2 separate regions of the Mus musculus genome follow, and region 1 is linked to region 2. A link is a loop called in an ENCODE intact Hi-C map of the cell type or tissue named here. Cell type or tissue: heart. All regions are shown on one strand. Links, peaks and the distances in the headings refer to the core of each region. The heading gives the core; the rest is flanking DNA.

The links. Hi-C counts contacts between places; a loop is a spot of excess contacts. Peaks named below come from ENCODE experiments on the same cell type or tissue, not always from the same donor. Only the 100,000 strongest peaks of a DNase experiment are listed, where the experiment ranks them.
Region 1: it touches region 2 in a loop (6-fold over the local background); 4 of 42 quality-filtered maps call a loop at or near these places.

Annotation. Positions count from the first base shown.
Region 1 is chr1:98,173,289-98,184,222 of GRCm38, forward strand. It overlaps Gm29461 (predicted gene 29461), which reads left to right and starts at 360. Exons shown (of 4, transcript NR_151613.1): 1 at 360-451; 2 at 1,787-1,878. In heart, for the core only: a CTCF peak has its summit at 5,972 (motif pointing left); no DNase peak of the experiment used is centred there.
Region 2 is chr1:98,089,991-98,100,924 of GRCm38, forward strand. Pam (peptidylglycine alpha-amidating monooxygenase) reads right to left here and starts at 5,656. Exons shown (of 26, transcript NM_001357127.1): 1 at 5,495-5,656. In heart, for the core only: a CTCF peak has its summit at 5,541; a DNase peak (open chromatin) is centred at 5,621; H3K4me3 peaks cover 2,774 bases; H3K27ac peaks cover 3,028 bases.

The DNA of each region.
Region 1 (10,934 bases), core at 1,847-9,846, 83 kb after region 2:
AAAAACCCCTAGAAAACCTACTTAAAGTCACGTGGGGAGACAAGAGAGAATCTATTCTTGAAGAGAAAGTGGAAAAGGTGAAGTGGATCAATTTATGCTCATATCTCATAGTCAGCATCCTCATTTCCTTCTTAAAGGGCAAAGGGAACCCTGCTGGATAGTTTTGTGTCAACTTGACACAAGCTAAAGCCATCTGAGAGGAGAGAACTTCAATTAAGAAAATGCTTCATAAGTTCAGATAAGCAGACCTGCAGGACATTTTCTTAATTAATGATTGATAGAGGAGGGATCAGCCTATTGTGAGTGGTGCCACCCTTGGGTTGGTGGTCCGGGACTCTGAAAGAAAGCAGCTTGAACAAGCCATGAGGAGCAACCAGTAAGCAGGATTTGTCCAACCCCCACAGTAGGACAAATGAGTGAGATGCAATCATTTGAAGTGATGAAACAAAAGGTGAGTGTTCGAGCAACTTGTTCTTATTCCAAACTACATTTCCCTACAAAATGTTTGAATTTGGCCTTTTGCACATTAAGAATTTGGCTTATTGGTAATTATTCTGTTACCTCATATTTAGAAAACCTAGTATTATGAATAAAACTAATTCGAGGCTGCAGAGCAAACATGGCTGTTCAAATACTTTTAAAATAATACCCTTTAGGACATATTTACTCCCATGGGTTTAAAAATTTGTCTCGATGAACTAAACAACAATAATTTGACAGTGACGCCATTATAAATCATGCACTTTAGTGTAATTCCCAGAGCTAGAGAAGCCAGGCCACTGTGATTGAAGCAGTGGATTGAATCTCTGCTGCCAGATGGCTGTTGAAATATAATGGGCTTATAGCTGTCAGCCACAGCTTGAGGCTTGAATGCAAAGGGTAAGCTAGCTTTTCAGTGATGGAAAATGGAAAGGTGGGTGGATACTTAAAATATTTGCATTGTTTTTTATTGGCTCATGAAGGGTAAAGGAAAATGTTATTCATGCATATTCTGCCTGGGATACTATTTTAGGGAAGGTTTGTACACATACGCCACACATCAGGATGCTATTGCTAGTTTTTGTATACACTGTCTTTGAAAAGAACCAGATCAGAATTCTTGAGCTGTTCACCCGGCTTTGTTCTGGTAGTTCATGAGAAACACACCCAATGAGAAAAGATTTCCATGACTTCCCCAGCTTTTTTAGTATGAGGTTTCTAAATTTTCTCTAATCACTGACCTCATTTTTCTGGTTACGCTGTATGTCACAATTGGTTTGGGGCAAAATTCCTTCAAATTTTCTATTCTGTGCCAGAATAGCCTTGAAACAATATAATTCTTGACGGGATGAAGCTGTTTCCGTGTTTCTGTAAGTTCTGTTAGAGAACGCATCTGGAGCCATTCAACCATGTGCAGTGTTTTAAAACGCCAGAATGAGGGTATCAGAAGAGCCCCTTGAGGAAGGAGAGATGACGTTTGCTGTGCTCTGCTAATATCAATTCCGGAAGAATATGTCTGGCAACACATTTATCCTGATAAACATGATGATAGGGAACAGTTTGTTTAAGCATCGGCTGAATGTATTTACTGATACATCTGTATATAGGCTGTCAGGCTGCATAAAAGAGGCCATAACAGAATACAGTTGCAGGCAGTGAGTTATATAATGAGATCAATCCAGTGAGAATCTGGCATCCAGACGCAGTTTTACTGACAGCGTGAAGAGTCAGCTTATCCACCCAAGTTAGGGATACATATATTTCCTTTTGGTCACTGTTCATGAAATCACATTGTTATCTCCTTCAGCTGTTCAATGAGCCTCTGGAGAGATGAAAGGCAAAAGAGAAAGGCCTCCGGCTAAAGACTTCATGGCTGGGAAACCCACAATTTTTATGCAGGTAAATTTCCTAAATAGAAGAGTACCACAGAATCTTAGGCCATTTGGAAATAAATATGCTGTTCCAACCCTGTGATATTTGCAAAACCCTATAGTATTGTAGCTCTCTTACTCATAAATATAGGATAGTAGTCTTTTAAAAGGCCTAGAAAAAAATCATCCCAATGAAGGTAATATTGAAAACTAGTGACGCAGGGATTACTGAAGTCAAAGTGAGTAGGTTTTCAATCACTTTAGTTTCACAAATTGACACTATTAAGGTTAATATATAGATGCCTGCCAGCACAGTTACCATTAAGAACCTATCAGTATTTCCATTATAAATCCCATTTTTCAGGGGTTAATAACTTGGTCATAAAAATTCACTGCAGGCTGAAATCAAGTCTTGAAAGGAAATAATTTTCCTTAATCCCAGCACAAGAGCTTGCTCATGTTCCAGAGACTAAGATGGCCTGATGTCAGCAGACATAGATTATGTGTATTGGAGTGTTCCAAAGAAACAAAATCAATAGGGTATATAGAAATATATATGAGGATATTCATTATGAATTTACTTCTAGATTCTGAAGGCTACATATTATATCTGCTGAAAGGGGGCCAGAAAAACCAACAATATAGTTTCAGTTCCAACTTCATACCTTAGACCAAGAGGAGAAAATGGGGACTGAATTTGGGTACTGAGAACCAGGAGCATGGATGCCCACAGCAAGGAATGGCAGATACTCTAGTTTAAGCAGGGAAGGGGACCTTCACCGTTTTCTCTAATTTTGGCCTCTAGGAATTAGATGACACCTTATCCACACTGGTTAGTGTGAACTCTGTAACTCAGTCTACCAACTCAAATGCTGATTATCTGTCTGGAATACCCTCAGAGATATATGCAGATACTTAGTTTTACCAGATAACCTGGCATCTTTAAGCCTGGTCAAGTTGACACTGAATGTTCATCATCAGATGCACAAACTCTTATCTAAAAATGTAGCACCAATCCTGCTCCTGTCGGGCATGGCAAGCATTATATCTGCTGTCATTTGTTTCTTGGTGTTTTCTTTTTATTATTTTTCTTTCCCTCTTTCTCATATTCCATTTTTTCTCTCTGTGTTTCTCAAATTCATTATTTTTTTTCCTGCATCATCATCTGGAGTGAAACTCACTTCTTCCCACATAATAAACATTTGAATATTTCTAAGTGGAGAAAAAGCAAACACTTCTATGTGTAAGGTCAAAGCTGTGTGTATGACTACATGGATATGCTTATTTTCCCTCTGTTACGATAATCTGTGCAACACGAAACTATAAATAGAAACACTGTGTGGTTATTTCTATATGTCAGTAAAGCTATAAGGTATAGTTCCAGTGTGGAAGCTGATTAAATTATATTCTTTTTTAGTAGCCAGAAGAATACTACAGACTTGTTCGATATTTACCATATCCACACTAAGCATTATAGTCTGCTTCCTGTTGCTGTGATAAACACCATGACCAAAAGCAACTCGGAGAGGAAAGGGGTTTATTTCAGCTTACAGGTTAGATGCTATGGTCAAGAGAACCCAAGGAAGAAACTCAAAGAAAAAGATTTAAAGTAACCAAGAAGGAAGGTTGCTTACTTGCGTTCTCCCTCTGACTTATTCTACTTCCTGTTGTATATGGCCCAGGCTTCCTGCTAGGGGAAGCACTACTCACAGTAGACTGCGGCCTTCTCTGTTGTCAATTAGCAATTAAGAGAATGCCTCACTGATTTGGTGGCAGGCCAATCTTAGATGGACAATTCTTCGGGTGACGTTCCCTTTTTCGAGGTGACTCTAGGTTTGTGTCAAGTTGGCAATTGAAGATAAGTATGTCAATAACTGTGGAATTATACTCATATGTAGATAGATAGATAGATAGATAGATAGATAGATAGATACATACATACATACATACATACATACATGTTGTATATTGTGATGGTTTATATATGCTTGGGCCAGGAAGTGGCACTATCAGGAGGTGTGGCCTTGTTGGAGTAGGTGTGTCACTATGGGTGTGGGATTAAATTCTCTAGTCCTTGCTGCTTGGAAGCCAGTACTCTGCTAGAAGCCTTCAAATGAAGATGTACAACTCTCAGCTCTACCTGTATCACACCTGCCTGGATACTGCTATGTTTCTGCCTTGATGATAATGGACTAAACCTCTGAACTTGTAAGTCAGCCCCAAGCATATAGAAACCATCATGTATGTCAACTCCTAGACATAGAAAGAATTTTAGGAGTACTTTTTCTTTTAAAATAAATCTTAAATTAAAATAGAATAACACCACATTCCCCTTCCCCATCCTTCATCCATATCAACCCCTCCTATGCCTTTTTACTTTCAAATTAGTAGTTTCTTTTCTTTTTGATTATTATTGTTACATAAATATGTATGTGTATACAAAGATATAGAAATTCAACCTATGGAGCCCATTTTTGTTGCCTGTGTGCATATGGTTTCAGGACTGACCACCACGTATTGGATAATCAGTAACAGGGCTCATCCCTGGGAGAAGCTAATTCTTGCTCTCCTAGAAGGTTCTCATCTGAAGGTGGAACTCCATGCTACATTTCCTTTATGACATTAATATTATTTATTAATATTGCCACTGTCCTGGTCTTGTTTATGCAGCCATTTCTAAAAGAGACGGTTTTACAGCCACGTACTGGTATTCTAGCTCTCAGGATCTTTCTCCCCTTTCTCCTGTGTTGTTCCCATGCAAGAATTTATATGATTAAAAATTGCATTACCGCCGGGTGTGGGGGCCCATGCCTTTAATCCCAGCACTTGGGAGGCAGAGGCAGGTGGATTTCTGCGTTCGAGGCCAACCTGGTCTACAAATTGAGTTCCAGGACAACCAGGGCTGTACAGAGAAACCCTGTTTCGAAAAAACAAAACAAAACAAAACAAAAAATTGCATTACCTACAACATTTAAAATAAAGTCCAATATTTTAAAGAGTTCATTGAGAATATTTTGGTGGGTAAAGGCTATTTTACTTTTTAACCGATTTTCTTTTCTTTTCTTTTCTTTTCTTTTCTTTTCTTTTCTTTCCTTTTCTTGTCTTCTTCTGCAATTTTTCAGTACTTAAAGTTCTACTTCTGTGTTTGCTGTGTGAGAGGGAGTGTCAACCTCTGCATCATTGATTAGTAAACTTACTAGTCAAAGTATTAGGGAGCTGCTTTTCAGGAGAGCTTATATAGACTGAATGAAAGAGAGAGATATTTTTCACTGTGAGAAAGGAGAGCAGAACAACCTGAATCACTGTGGGACATTTCAGTGAGTTCCTTGGACAATTAGGGATTGATGCCACATGTCTTCGGGAGCATACACGTTCTAAGTTCTTCCTTCATCTTCCTATTGGTGTGCTGAAGGTTTTGAATTATGTATCCTATGTGTGTGGTGCGCTGTGGGGGGGGGGGGGCGGGGACGCGCATGCTTGCGCGCGTACGTGTGCAGAAGTAGATGTTGCGTGTCTTTCTCCGTTACTCTCCACCTTATGCTTCGAGATAGGAGCTCTCACTGAACACTGAGCTCACTTATTCTGCTAAGTGACTCACCCTCAGCTCTAGGGTTTCTCTTGTCTCTGCCTTTCCAGGCCTGGGATCACAGGTATTTTTTTCTGCAGGGATTGGAGTTTAACCCTTGTGCTTGTACAGCAAGGACTTTGTGACACCTCCTAGCCTGTGACCTGTGCATTGCTGGCATCTCCTAGTACTTAGTCATAACTTAGGATTTCCTTTTTGAGATGGCCTAGTCGGCCATCACTGGAAAGAGAGGCCCATTGGACACACAAACTTTATATGCCTCAGTACAGGGGAACGCCAGGGCCAAAAACATGGGAATGGGTGGGTAGGGAAGTGGGTGGGGGGAGGGTATGGGGGACTTTTGGGATAGCATTGGAAATGTAATTGAGAAAAATACATAATAAAAATATTAAAAATTTAAAAAAAAGATTTCCTTTTTGGCCTGTGTGATATAGCCATACTTAGTGTTGGTCTGATAGTTTACTTTCTAGCTACCCCTCCCATGTTCCTCAAGGGGCAGTTAGTGAGGTATCCAATGTGCCATGCTGCCCCCTACTGGTAAGAGAGGCTGTTACAATTGGGGCACAACCTCAGATTGTTAACATTATCTACATTTGAGCTTATGAGAACTTGCCATGAATTCCTTTTTAATACAAAATAAATAGTGTGCAATAATTCTTTTACCTTACCATTTAGTTTGGGTTTTGAAATTCTTCCGTTTGTTTTCCTTCGAGAATTTATAAGGCGTAGCTTCATTTTCTCATGGTCTTTCTCTAAAAGCACAAAACACATTTTCCTACCCATGGTTTTTAGAAGAATTGTGGCAACATTTTCTTTCTCTTTACACTTACACTAAGAAAAAATTGATTCTTTATGGTTTCAAACACGAGATTTTTGTCTCTAAATTGAAAACATATTAAGTGTACGTGTGTGTGATAACTAGAGTATTGGTTCTCACTCTTTTGAAGGCTAGCCATGACAGATTAGGGCTCTACTGGTTGGTTTCTGATAATGCTTGTCTTTCTGCTTTTCAGATTTTCTCACATGATGACATGGTGGGAGGCGAGGAGAGGAGAGGAGAGGAGAGGGGAGAGAGAGGGAGAGAGGGAGAGAGAGAGAGAGAGAGAGAGAGAGAGAGAGAGAGAGAGAGAAATATTTCTTTGTCTTTTCCAGTTATAAGAACATCAGCCCTGTTGGCATTGAGCCCCAACCTTATTACTCCATTTACATCTTGTCACCTTCCTTTGGTCTCTATCTCCAAATAAAATCATGGCAGAGATCAGAGCTCTTCAGGAACACAACATCTTATCTGTAATGGAAATAATAATATGCACATTTCAATAATCTTAGTTTTTTCAATTACCTGCTTGAACTATTCTTTTTAGAAGCCTAGATACATTGGGTTAAAATTAATCTGACACTAATATTAGAATGATAAGGTATGGTCAAAACACAGCTGAGAAAATCGATCTAAATCCCAATGGATGGATGGGTAGATAAATAGATAGATATTAATATGCTATTTTTCATTACAAAACAAGTTGTAGGGTGTAGCCAGAGAAAGCCCCTAAGAAGAATTTGTGTTTAGTCTCCTCCTGAAAGGTGTTCAGGTTTTTACAAACTTTAGAGTGTAAGGTGAAGAATAGTTTACCACCAGGGAGACACAGACTTACATAAAACATGCATTACAGTTTAAGGAGCTGAGCCCGTGTGTCAGAGAGGACATTTAAAGATTTTCTACAACCAAGTGCTATTGTTCAGTATTCCCTAAGTATCCACAGAATGCTGGTCTAGAATACAGAGCACACGTGTGGCCTTTGTTCTTTCTAAGTCTGCAATCAAAGACTGAAAGTGCTTAGGTCTGACAGCTTGGCACTTTCAGAATTTCCCTAAATCACATCGTACTTTTCCAGTGGGCTGTCATGCTGACTAAAGCAGTGGGTTATGCGATTTGGGCTGAAGCCGCCACAAACAGGCATTGATGTGCAGTTGAAACAAAAGCAAAACAAAACTCTCCCTCCCTTTGTTTCGTTCTTTCTTTGAATGCCTGGTGGGGACAGAATAATTTCAGAGCATCTGCTGGAGCCTCTAGCCATTGCAGAGTATAAGGTGTTAGAAACAACCGATTTGAAATCTGTGATATCAAATACTTTTTGTTGCTTTCTTTGAGTTTCCTTAAACAATTTCTTCCTTCCTTCCTTCCTTCCTTCCTTCCTTTCTTTCTTTCTTTCTTTCTTTCTTTCTTTCTTTCTTTCTTTCTTTCTTTCTTTCTTTCTCTCTCTCTCTCTTTTCTTTCTTCCTTCCATCCTTTCTTTCTATCTCTCTTTTTTCTTTCTTTCTTACTCCCTCTCTCTTTCTTTTTTCTTTCTCCCTCTCTCTCTTTCTTTTTTCTTTCTCCCTCCCTCCCTCCCTCTCTTTCTTTCTTTCTTTCTTTCTTTCTTTCTTTCTTTCTTTCTTTCTTTCTTTCTTTCTTTCTTCCTCTACTTCCTTCCTTCTTTCCTCCCTCCCTCTCTCTCTCCTTCCTTCCTTTCTTCCTTTGTTCCTTATTTCCTTCCTTCCTTTCCTCTTTCCTTTCTATTTCCTTTCTTCATTTAAACTGTGGTGAAAGCAGACCTAGAAACACAATTTCATAGTTATGGGTATGAATGTTAAAGACACGGCTCTCCCTATACATAATCTCATCCCACCCCGTGAAGTGGCCATGTTCCTAATGATACCATGTCCAGTTATATAAATGTCCTGCTTTGATGAATGTCCCTATGCCCTCAAGTGAAACTGGGATCCATACCATCATCACATGAAAGATACACAGCTATAAGCCTATCCTTTAGGAGCCTGAATCAGAAGGATTGCCTGGAGTTTGAAGCGAGTCTGGAAAACAGAGTGAGTTACAGACACACCTGGACTCTAGAGTGATACCTGTGTCTAAAATGATAATAATGTGACTGCAATGCATTCATATAAGAGAATATGATCATATATTTCTCTTTTTTGTGCAGTTTCTGGTCCAAAAGGGGAAAAAGTATAGCTGTTGAATGTGTCTTTATCTTTTATCTAGAGATAATTTTTTTCCCTTGATGATCTGTTTGGAGCTTGAGTGGACTCTTCTGCACTTCCTCTTGAGCTCTCTCCACCACACTCTCCCATCAATCACAAGAAAATGTGCCTGTTCCTAGTCCTCAGAAACCTGGTATTAATAAAGTGTGGTGTTATCTCTACTCAGGGGATGCATGGTTTTGGATTTATGTATAATTATAGAATAAAGTCTTTATTTCTTTTTTTAAAAGAAACATTAAACATGAGCATAGAAAACAACTGCTTTCAAAGTCAGAGGGACTTTCCATTGCTGTTGAAATCATGGAGAAGACCACTTATCTTCTTTGAGAAGATTAGTATTCAAACTGTTTATGTAACTTTAGAAGTAGAACTATAAGAAAAGAATGTGTCTGTATAGTATTTAGGAGGTCAAAACGGTCAAACTAACATTTCCTGGTAGTTTCTTATATGTCAGGCAGCATGAAAGTGCTTTTACATTTCCTTAGCTCATGCTAAACTTGCCAGCAATGCTATTTACCATATAAGAAATAAAGCCTTAGAGGGTATACTGACTAGGTTTGTGTCAACTTGACACAGGCTGGTGTTATCACAAGAAAGGAGCTTCAGTTGGGGAAATGCCTCCGATAGATCCAGCTGTAAGACGTTTTCTCAGTTAGTGATCAAGGGGGGAGGTCCCCTTGTGGGTGCTGCCATCTCTGGGCTGGTAGTCTTGGTTCTATAAGAGAGTAGGCTGAGCAAGCCAGGGGAAGCAAGCCAGTAAGGAACATCCCTCCATGGCCTCTGCATTAGCTCCTGCTTTCTGACCTGCTTGAGTTTCAGTCCTGACTTCCCTTGATGATGAACAGCAGTATGGAAGTGAACACTGAATAAACCCTTTCCTCCCCAATTTGTTTCGTGGTCATGATGTTTGTGCAGGAATAGAAACCCTGACTAAGACAGAGGGTAAAGATCTCCAAAACCCTCTTAGCTAGCAAATGACGAAGACTGGTCTCTCTGACTTGAGTGTTTATCACATTGTACAGTGCTGAGAGCAGTTGTCAACATGCATTTGGAGGTCTGATTGCATCTATTCTATTCAAAACTTGCTATGAACATTCTGAATTAAAGTGTCCACCTCATGAGTGCTTTGTAACTTTGTTGGGTTTTAGAAAGTAGAATGAAGATAGATCGCCTTTAGAAATATCTTTTTTTTGTTTTGTTTTAATTTTTTTTAATTTTTATTTTTTTAAATATTTTTTATTACATATTTTCCTCAATTACATTTCCAATGCTATCACAAAAGTCCCCCATACCCCCCCCCCTTCCCTACCCGCCCATTCCCATTTTTTTGGCCCTGGCGTTCCCCTGTACTGGGGCATATACAGTTTGTGTGTCCAATGGGCCTCTCTTTCCAGTGATGGCCGACTAGGCCATCTTTTGATACATATGCAGCTAGAGTCAAGAGCTCCGGGGTACTGGTTAGTTCATAATGTTGTTCCACCTATAGGGTTGCATATGGACCTGGAGGGCATCATCCTGAGTGAGGTAACACATTCACAAAGGAACTCACACAATATGTACTCACTGATAAGTGGATATTAGCCCAAAACCTAGGATACCCAAGATATAAGATACAATTTGCTAAACACATGAAACTCAAGAAGAATGAAGACTGAAGTGTAGACACTATGCCCCTCCTTAGAATTGGGAACAAAACACCCATGGAAGGAGTTACAGAGACAAAGTTTGGAGCTGAGACGACAGAATGGACCATCTAGAGACTGCCATATCCAGGGATCCACCCCATAATCAGCTTCCAAACGCAGACACCATTGCATACACTAGCAAGATTTTATCAAAAGGACCCAGATGTAGCTGTCTCTTGTGAGACTAGAAATATCTTTATTCATGAATGTGTTCAAAATGTTCAGTATAAGGGATGAAAAGGTTATTAGAGCAGAAAGGATATCTAAGAACTGCCTCACACCTAGCTGGCATATGTTACTCTTCAACTAGCTTCTGAATATGAACACTTCTGCATTATTTGAGAATCAGTCAGATGAAGTGGAGCCACATGATTTTATTGTTAAGCTGAACAGTCAGGACACTTATAGACACTAACAAGTTGAAAGTATGGATGTCACATTGCTTTATACCTAGAACATGTGGTTTGTCTGTTAGGGTTAATGAGGGTGATTTTCTATTTACACTGGATTAGATTATTTTATAGTTTTACTTAAGATTGTAATATAATATTTTACTGAAATGCATAAGTCCTGTTTTATTTCATTGAGAAAGAAAGAGAAAATTGGGTGGTGAATAGAAGCTCTTTAATAACAGTTCGAAAGATACTAACTGACTTAGTGGCTTGTGAGGCAGGATTTTTTTTAAGGGAAACATGCAGATTATTTTAGGATGTAAACGATACACATTCCTGAGTACCATAGTGCAAGGAATGCAAACAAATCATATTTAACTGAACA
Region 2 (10,934 bases), core at 1,750-9,749:
TATTTAAAAAAAACAAAACAAAACAAAACAAAACAAAAAAAAAAAAACAGAAACACCTGGGCAGTTCACACTTTGAGATGTTTCATAATTGTAAGTTTTAAGTTCCTCCCTGCCAATCTGAGCACCTGGCAAATGCTGGATTCATCCCAACCTGACAACATGTGGCTGGTTCTCTTTTCTCCAGGTAGCCTCAGCTGTCCTTCCTCCCGATATGTCTTTATTCTTTCCCACTGTTCCACTTGACTTCCATTCTCAAGCTCCCCTGGATCTGGAACATCTTTTAACTCTCCAATTTATTAGAGTGCTAATTCATGCTTCAGGTCTTAGAGAACTCACGCCCTCTGACATTTTCACTGACCGTTGCCTACCACCAACCAAGAGAGCAGAGAATGTATTTATGCTTGCACATCCAGAACATGACACAAGCTGTCATCATCAAATCCTCTGTGACTCTCTACACTTCTCCCACCACTGTATGTCAGAGTCAGCAAAATTTGACCATGTGGTAGGATCTTGCTAAACATATGTTGAGTAAAGGTTTGGCAACAAGTTAGATGAGGAATATCTACTCTAAAATATTTGGGTTATGTATTTATGTACATTATGCATTAGCTTTAATTTGGGACTTCTGGATTGTCATTCCCTCCCCTACCCCACATTCAATGGCAAGTGATGCTCTAAGCACTCTCTTGGCTGGGGCATCTAACTTTTACAAGAGTCTGAAAGGGAAAATATCAGATCAGGACCCCTGAGACCAAGTTCTTAGACCAAGGGAGATTTATTTGCTGGAGAGGGACAGAAGGCAGGAATGAGAGTCACAGACAGGTGATAGGGGAAGAGGGAGAAGGGGAAGGGAACAGGGAGAGAGGAGAAAAGGGGCAAGGGAGAAGAGTTAGGGGTATTTTACCCAGAGCAGGACAAATGACTGTCTCTGGATGGAGAGTAGACAGATATGGCACATAGAAAACTTGTGGTTTATGTCCCCGCCCTTGCCCATGAGTAGAAAATGTGCCTTTTGGCCTTCATGAAGTTGCCCCAACAACTGGGGCTGGCTGTTCCTGAATCTGTTGCCTACATGTGGATCCTGTTCCTTTAAGTGGGCCACCTTGCCTTGTCTGGCCTCATTGGAAGAGGATGTGCCAAGTCTAGCAGTTACCTGAGGTGCAGTGGGGATGGGCCTGGGTTGCTCCCCAAGTATTTGCCTGTCCTTTTACCTTGGAAAGTTATTTAACACCCCAAACACCCAGTTTTATCATCTCCAAAATGGGGGTAATGGAAATATATATGTAAATGAACTCTGAAGGGACTCTGGCTTGCTCAGCTAGGGGAGCATGGCTCGGGTAGGCCTTGCCCTTCCGGCATTCCTTCTTCTGGGGTGATACCCAGAGGGGGGCTCCAGAAGGGTGAGGGGGAAATGAGGGGAGGATCTGCATGAGGGGGTACTAGGAGGAGGGGGGCTGGTATTGGGATATACAAAATTTTTAAAAAAAAGAAAGAAAGAGAGAGAAAGAAAGAAAGAAAGAAAGAGAGAAAGAAAAAGAAAAAGAAAAAAAAACTGGTTTATAAAGATAAAATGGGGGCATCATCCTGAGTGAGGTAACCCAATCACAAAAGAACTCACATGACATGTACTCACTGATAAGTGGATATTAGCCCAGAAACTTAGAATGCCCAAGATACAAGATACAATTTGCAAAACACATGAATCTCAAGAAGAACGAAGACCAAAGTGTGGACACTTTGCCCCTGTTTGGAACAGGGAACAAAACACCCATGGAAGGAGTTACAGAGACAAGGGTTGGAGCTGAGATGAAAAGGATGGACCATCTAGAGACTGCCATACCCGGGGATCCATCCCATAATCAACCTCCAAACGCTGACACCATTGCATATACCAGCAAGATTTTGCTGAAAGGACCCTGATATAGCTCTCTTATAAGGCTATGCGGGGGCCTGGCAAACACAAAAGTGGATGCTCACAGTCAGCTATTGGATGGATCACAGGGCCCCCAATGGAGGAGCTAGAGAAAGTACCCAAGGAGCTGAAGGGGTCTGCAACCCTATAGGTGGAACAACAATATGAACTAACCAGTACCCCCCGGAGCTCGTGTCTCTGGCTGCATATGTATCAGAAGATGGTCTAGTTGGTCATCATTGGGAAGAGAGGCCCCTTGGTCTTGCAAACTTTATATGCCTCAGTACGGGGGAATGCCAGGGCCAAGAAGTGGAAGTGGGTGGGTAGGAGAGTGGAGGGGGCCTGGGGGACTTTTGGGATAGCATTGGAAATGTAAATGAAGAAAATACCTAATTAATAACAGGTCTATAATCAGCATTCAGTAGGCTGAGATTAGGAGGATCACGAGTTCGAGGTTAGCCTCATCTATATACCAGGTGCCAACCTAGTCTGGACTAAACAGTGTCTCCATCTTCAAAACAAAACAAAACAAAAACAACAAAAGACCTAATAAAGAGACAATAGACTATTCAAGTTTCCCCAAGTAGACTTGATTGCACATAAAGGCAAGAACACTTTATTCATAGCCTAACTGTTTGAGCTATTTTTATGTAGTTTTAACAATTAGCTCTTGCAGCCTAAAGGAGTTAAAGTGAAGAATCAAGAGTCTGATATTCATGGCCGTTTCATCAAACCACACAGTTTCCAAGGCAATGATAAGAATCTTTAATCTCACGTTATAAACGAGATAACGAACCTACTGAGCTATAAGTGCGGCTGTAAAGTTAACAGCACACTCCTCAGCCTGCCCTTCAGCCTGCCAGGCCTTATTGTGCAGGTCTAATCAATTCTCAAAAGTTCCACAGGAATGCATGTAGCTTATGAAACTCCACCCAGCCAGCAGGTAAATTAACTTTTCTTTGAACTAGGGAAAGAATTGGTGTCATCGCATTTTATAAAATACAACTTACTTGGAAAGAAAGAGCTCAAGTCAATCCTTCACCTTTTTAAAGTTCAAGAGCATTCAGAGTGATTATTATTTTATTATTATTATTATTATTATTATTATTTTAATTGTTGTTGTCGTGGCTAACAAACAAATAAACAAGTTTCATTTAACTTAAGTGAGACTTGCAAAGCCAATCCAGTGTTCATCAGACATTTGTGCCTGTGGTGTCCTGGATAACAAATGTCCCCATAGATTCAATATTTGAACCCAGTATTTGAACAATATTGCTACTGTCTGGGAAAATTACAAAATGTTTAGGTTAAGGGATTCTGTCTTCTATAAATTGCTTTTGATCATGGTGTTTTATCACAGCATCAGACAAGTATCTAATACAATATTAAAGTGTTACTCTATTGAAAACTGTATATTTGCAAGTGGGTAAGATGGCTCAGTGGGTAAAGGTACTTGTCACCAAGTGTGAAACCTGAGTGTGAGACCTTAAGCTGACATGGAGGAAGTAGTGAGCTAGCTACCACAATATGTTCTCTGATTTCCTATGTGTGCCTGTGCCTCCCCCTATAAATAAATTAATATAATAAAGTTATTTTAAGTTATGTTCATAAAAACAAAATTTTCCACTCTCTAGTTATTTTTCTAGGCATTATAATTTCCTTCCCAAGAGGAGGAGAAAAACATCAACGTGGTTACCCAGTTAATTGAAGTTTTGGATAAAATTATGGTAGCTTTTCAGTATTTGATTACCACATAATACAGTGTTTAAGTGAGGGTTCTCAACCTGTGGGTCGAGACCCCTTGAGGGTAAGCTCATTGGGAAAATATTGATATTCACATTATAATTCAAAACATTAGCAAAATCACAGTTATGAACTTATAAAGAAAAAATAATTCTATGGTTGGGGTCACCACAATGTGAGAAACTATATTAAAGGGTCCCGGCATTAGGACCACTGTCTTACTGGCTGCTTTTGCTCTAAAATAGTTATTTCCAAATGTGCGTCTATTTGATGAAACCTGGGCATTTGAGACATTAGTTTTAGAAAGTACATTCTTAGTGAACCTGGTATTTACTCCATTCTGTGAGGCAGCCTCACAAAATTATGACCTACAAGGGCTTATATACAGCTTTCTTGACACTTTCTACAAGCCACGTATTGCTGTTAGAATATGTTTGATGTCCATATAAAGATATAGGTGTCACTAAATTAGTTTAGAAAGCCCTTAAGGGCAAGAAATATATTCCATGTCTTGCTCTATAAAGCACCCAGCAGACTTGCATTGCATAATACAGGGACTCATGAAAATGTCTATTAAATTTAGGCTATAAGAATGACAGGCCTTAGCCATTTAATACAGAGTATAAAGCTGATTTTCTTGGCGGTTTTCCTTATAAGGTAGTTAGAAGACATTAAACGATGTCTCTTGTGTCTGTGATTATCAACTAAGTTTCTGAATTCACTTTACAAAGAAGAAGGTCCCCCCCCCCCCAAATTAATTTTACTTGTAGGATGGAAACAAGACTGTAGAGACAACAAAACATCTGAAGCAAAAGTTCTTGTCTCTAAGACTGGGGCCAGTAGGATCTTCATGGTAGTTGAATTTCTATAACCATGGGAACAGAGATCCATAGCTTAGACATAGGGTTTGCTGGATAAAGGACAGTTTCAGCTCTGTTAACCAGTTCCAGAAAATGCGGTGCTGTCCCTCTCAGACTTAAAGAGCTCCAGGCCAAATTCATCTTTAAGTCACCAAATCTCAGCTTTAGGACCAAACTCAGGTCAGGGACCCACTAGCACAGAGCTTCAGCCTAAGACTTTGGCTCAAAACCACCACACAGCCCTCTAAAATCGTCCCAGCAAGCTCTAAGCAGCCAACAGAACAACGCGTATTTGTCCAGGTCAACAAAGATTCTGATGGAAGAGAGTACCAAGGCCACACAGATGAGGTGACCCAACCAGATTTAGTGAATATAGGAAGTAGTGGGTACTGTCCATCCTGCCTGACAGAGCAATCACCCTTCCCTGGAGGATTACACACACTCTAAAGCTGGCAGAAAACCGCGGGGAGACAGCAGAGCTGGGCTGGCGATGAGGATGGGGAATTTCCATGCTTCCAGGCACTTGCCAGCACTTCAAGCGCCTCAGTCGGTATTCCACGTCCGTAGCTGTCAATCTGCGCGGCCCCTACTAACGCTCAAACTAGTCCTAAGGATCCACTCGGGGTCCCGCGGGGCTTCGCAACCGCCACTTAGAGTTGTCCAAAAGGGGGGCACAAAAAACCCAAGGCGAATGAACAAACGCGCCCAGAAAGGCGAGGGCGCAGTTAAAGTGCCACAGTGGGCACAGCACCGGTGAAGAACGCGGTGGTGCTGACAACCCCAGCACTTGGGAATGCCAGGAAGGCTCGGACGCCGGATGCCAGGACCCCGGCCGCGCCGGAGGAAACCCACCGGGTCCCTGCGCCAGGAAGCCAAGGGACCAGCAGCCCGCTCCCCGCCCCGCCTCTGCCCAACTTCCGCGCCCCGCCCCGCGCCCGACCCTCTCCCCGCCGCGCCCGGCGCCGGCCACACTAACCTGCGCGGCCGCAGGCTCTTCCCGGGACGGAAGCGGGAGCCCGCGGGCGGCGGGCGGAGTTAGTTGGAGGCTCCGGGTCCCAGGGCGGGGACAGGCTGAGCACGCGGCCGCGGCCGCTGCTGGCCTCCTTCCTTCCCGGGCCGCGCGCTGGGCTCCGGGACCGCCCGCTCCCTCCCCCGGGGCGGCTCCCGCCTCGGCTCCGCCTCCAGCCCTCAGAGCCCGGCTTTGGCTTCCCCGCTCCCGGGGAGCGCGCGGCGGGTGCTTGGAGTCCCGGGCGGGTCGGAGGGTGGCCACTGTCCCAAGGTCTCTGGGGAGCGTGGAGAAGGCCAGGGCCCGATAGTCTCTGGGACGCGGCGGAGTCCCGGGTCCTTTCTGGCCAGCCCCGCGCGGTGACCGCGCCAGCTGCGTGGAAAGAGGTAGAGGACGAGATCTGAGTTGGATAGGGGGCTGCTTCCCGAGGGGGTGAGGGACCTCCTTCCTCCTCAGCGCCCTTTGGGCTGGGGCTCTGCCAGGTGGTCTGCACCCGGAGAGAAGATGCTGGTTTCGAACCCTTAGCTGAGGTGTAATTCCATTCGAAGTCACCTCCTGCAGCCAGGTCCCTGAATTCGAACCACACACAGGTTGCATGCGGTTTCCTGGCCAGAACCCCAAGACCAGAGGTTTGCCTTTCCTGACTTCCCACCTCCACCTGCTGTCCCTTTCTGCTTCTGAGGAGCACTCAGCTTTGGCACACAAGACAACCAGACCAGTCCCATCCCGGCATCGCCCTAAAGCAAGAGAAATAGGACAGGATGAGTAAAAGCCAGAAGTGTTGTGTGGTAGAGGTTTGGTCACTGCGCGTTACTATCTGCACACCCCCCCCCCCACGCACACACACACACAATTGAAGAGCTTTTAATAGAAACAGGTATTTAAATCTCCCCTTGTGTAGTGACTTTTGGAGTATTCATGGTGCCCTTGCTGTGCAAAGTCCTCTGCTTCTTTCTCCAGAGTTCCACCATATCTTTTATTTAATCTTATTGTCGCAGCAGATCCCTGTGCTACTGTGGCTCTGCAACCAAGTGCTGGTCTTTTCAAGGAGCTCCTCTCTGCCTCCATCTATGAAGTTCTGTTTGGCAGGATTGGGGGATATTGGAAGAAGGTCACTGAAGATGTGGAAGAAGTCCCTGGAATGAGATGAAGAAAATGCAGTGGAAAGGGGGAGCTAGGGTGAAGGAGGCTATGCTCTCAAGCCACAGGGGAATTCCCAGAAAGAAAATCCATTTCTCCATAGGGAAACTACTTCAGTGACTATCACAGCTTATCAGGCAGCAGTGGTGAGCCAGAGATAAATCAGGTTGACCAGGCCAGTCTGAGCTTTTATTTCTCAACCCAAATTCCAGGGAAAGCCTTTGACCCTAGGTTCTCAGGTAGAGATAAGAAATTCTTTGTAGAAACTAAATGTCATAAAAAGACGTCAGAAACAGATTCAGTTTACTGATGAGGGCGACACACACTAGGGCTGATCTTTGGCATTGCTCCTAAGTCATTTCTTTACCCTGGTCTAAATGAAACAAGCTCTTAAAACCCTTTTTGAAGCAAGGTGTCATTGAGATAGCCACTCTTCTGTGCTCTCTGTATGCACATTCATAGATATATGTGCCTTCTCCAATACAAACAAATAAACAAATGGTTAATTTTTTGTGAGAGAAGAAAACTTGATTTAGTGTTCTCAGGCTGTAGTGGACTTTTTTTTTTTTTTAATACAATACCTTCTGATCCCAAGAAAATTTCTTGTTCACAGGTGTGTGTGTGTGTGTGTGTGTGTGTGTGTGTGTGTGTGTGTGTGTGTGTGAAAGAGAGAGAGAGAGAGAGAGAGAGAGAGAGAGAGAGAGAGAGAGAGATCGTTAAAATGTCTAACTATACTCTTGTCTCATACCCTCAAGCTCCTGGTGGACAGTTTAGGGTTTCAGAATGCAAACTCAGTTCTGGTGTCCTAGTTTGGTTTGGGTGTTCTGTTGCCGTGATAAAACACACACAATAGTCAACTTGGGAGGAAAGGGTTTGTTCAGCATACACTTTCAGGAAACTGTCCATCTCTGAGGGACTAGGCAGAAGCTCAGCCAAGAACCTAGAGGCAGGAACAGAAGCAAAGACCATCACAGAGGAATGCTGTTTCCTGGATTTTTTTTTTTTAATAGCTTGCTCAGCTTGTTTTCTTAGTCAGTTTGGAGCCATTTGCCTAGGAGTGGCACCACCCTTGGTGGGCCAAGCTTTCCCACAGTCAGGAATACATCAAGACAATGACTCCAGAGGCCAATCTGATGAGGGTAATTCCTAATTTGAGGGTCCCACTTCCCAGGTGACTCTAGTTGCTGTCAATTTGACAAAAGACTCATCAGCCCTCTAGGGAAGCCACCTCAAGCCTGCAGCCAGAGAGCTTCAGGAGTTGTGGCTTTAGGGCATGCCAATTTGTATGTAGGCAGCAATAATTAGAAGCAAACCATAACAAAGCCTTCTCCTACCACTGAAAAAGTCATCCCCTACAGGGATAACATTAAATTAAGGTCCTTTCTGGTACTGTATGCTATCAGTTTAATTCTATAATGCTATGCGTAGTCATGGTGCAAAAGATGTGCAGCCAGCCAACAGCTAAGAACGTGAGGCATAATTTATGGAGAGCAGCATGTTCATAGGCAGTGCTGTGGAGCAGATGGAGGTACACATTTCCCTGTAAAGCTCCCAATTGTTTTCTCAATCTGCCATCATGTGATTGTTGCTTGCGCAGTTCTCCAAGCTGACCCACCTCATACAAAATTGTTAGGAGCATCTCATCTGTACAACACCCGTGTTTGGTTTGGAAGATAGACGTTCTGAGCACACTCAAGTAAAGGTAGACATTCTAAGCACACATGAGTAAAGATGAATTCGTGGAGAATCTTTGCTGTTTCCCTTCTGTTGGGCCACATCTAAGAGACACTTCCTTGCGAGGATGGGTGCGGTAGAGAGTACTTATTCTGCAAATACTGCGGAATGTGCAGGTCCATGAGCTTCTCTGGAAAAAGAAGGAAATATAAATGCTTTCTTATTCTGCACTTCACATATGACCTAAGAGTGCCCAGTCTTGATCAAGAGCAGAAAGCTACATGGAAATCCAAGAATGAGCTTTGAGTTGGTTGCATCAACCAGTCAAAATTGCTTATGCATATTTAGGACGGCAAGAGAAAATATTAATTTCAATTTACAAGTCATCGAAAGGCACCTTGTGGCCCACATAATGAATAGCCCTGTGTTAAAAGTAATACATGTTTGTTCTTTCACAAATAAATTTCCCTCTGAAATATAGACATCTGTCAAGGACTCAATTATCTTTCCCTGCATGAGCTGTAAAAGAACATAAAGGAAATAATATACTACACTGCTTATTTGAAAGAGATCAGGGGTATGCAGCTCCACACTGGCACGTTCTTAATTTCATGGTGTTAAGAAAAGAAACTCTGAGCGTGGAACAGCAAACCCCTTCCTGCTGTACTTGTGCAATTCCCATCAGTGTACACATAGGGGAAGGGTTTTTTCCTCATTAAGTAGAATCACTAAGATCGCTTCCCTGTCTTACTCTACTAACCCTTGTAAGGAGAATGTGCACATCGAATTTCCTTTGAAAAAACAAAGGAATCACCACACTCCTGGGCTCCAAGAGTATGCAGAAGAACAAGGGCACAAAGTGTATTTCACAGATGTAAATGGTCATTTAAATGAGATTAGACATTTATGAAATGTATGCATCAAACAGCCCCCCCCAAATCAAAAAATATAATAAGACATAGTTAAGCTGAGCTAGGCTGCCTCCATGCAATGTAAACGGGTTGCCTGTGCTTCTGCTTTTTTTCCCCCCGCTCTGATACACTCCAGGGCCTTCCCACTTTCACTGTAGGATGCACACATAAATAAAATAACAAAATATTTTGTAGAAAGCTCTGCCAGGTTAAGTACACAGAGCCTTCCTGAATACCCTGTATTACCTTCTCTTGTGTCGCTTTAAAATAGACTTGAAAAAAATTCTAAAGAAGAATATTTTAATAGCTTCCCAGAGAGCAGAATGTATTATCATTATGGTACAAAGGGCATCATTCATTTTTAATTCTCTGCTCCACAGGTGTTCCCTACTCAGGCTGTGGTTGACACTTAGAGGGCCTAATTATGATTCATACATCCCCCATCCCCCAGAAACCGGTCTTTCTAATATCACAGAATGCAGTTATTGAGAGGAAGAAAACACAGTTCAGTCCTCAAAGCCAGACACCGTGATCCTCAATCTTGTCCACACCTAGGGAGCTTTAAAAACCATGCCGCCTCAGCCAGGCCTCAGAACCTAATAAAGGGGAGCCTCTTGGGGGTGGGGTCCGAGGACAGGTATTTATTTGATCTTTCCAGATGTTATTTTATTTGGTGGTGTTTCGTATGTAGCAATAGCAGCCATCGGCAAGGAATAAACAAGTAAGAACAACCCTTTAAAACACATTAATATGAACTGCTTTGCCTCTTACATGCAATTGGTTGTGTTTGCTTTTCTTTTTCCAAATCAAAAAAGATGCTTATAAGGTCTGATAAGCTGTTCATATCACGATATGTGTTCTCTACCACATATGATGTTTGACTAGAATACTGGGTTTCATTCAATATGAAAGTCCATGATCTGCTCTTTTCTTGGTGGCTTTGTGACTGACTCCAAAGCCACAGATCACTGAAGAGAACCCTTCTAGGGAAATTGACTCTTAATAAATCTTAACTTCTCCTTGAGCTATAACGCCAGTATTCATTTAGCAACTAAAACAGATATGATGTTTATAATTAATTTTCTATAACGTCCAAAGTTTAGAAACAAAGTAATTAGAGACAGAAGATGTCCTGTAGATTCAGTACCAATGATGAACGAGATATTTGATTCAGAAAAGGGAGATTGAAAATCTTGGGGCAAGTTTATGTAAGTAGTTAATACATACATGCTTGTAAAATGAAAATAAGCTGATGCCAAAGGGAATTCATGATAATAATATGCAATATTTGTACAATTAATACTGATCTTTCCCCATACAGTTTATTATTATGGGAATATGAAATACAGGGGATCTATAAATATAAAGAGAAAATATAAAGAAAAATTATCTGTTGTTGGAAATTCATAAGAAGTAGATTCCCTTTACAAGCGCAATGTGCTCCAAGACCTCAGGGAATATATAACACAGCAGATAATACTCAACCTTATAGACCTTACTATACAAATACATATATGCAATAAAATTTAAGTTATAAATTAATAAGAAGGTAACAACAATGACTAATGATGAAGTTGAATAATTACAACCCTGTTACTATATAAAGTAGTAGAAGTAAGTCATTTAGACTGTATAATGGTTCCTGGAATTTTTCATTTAGTATTTTAAGACAGGAATTGATAAGT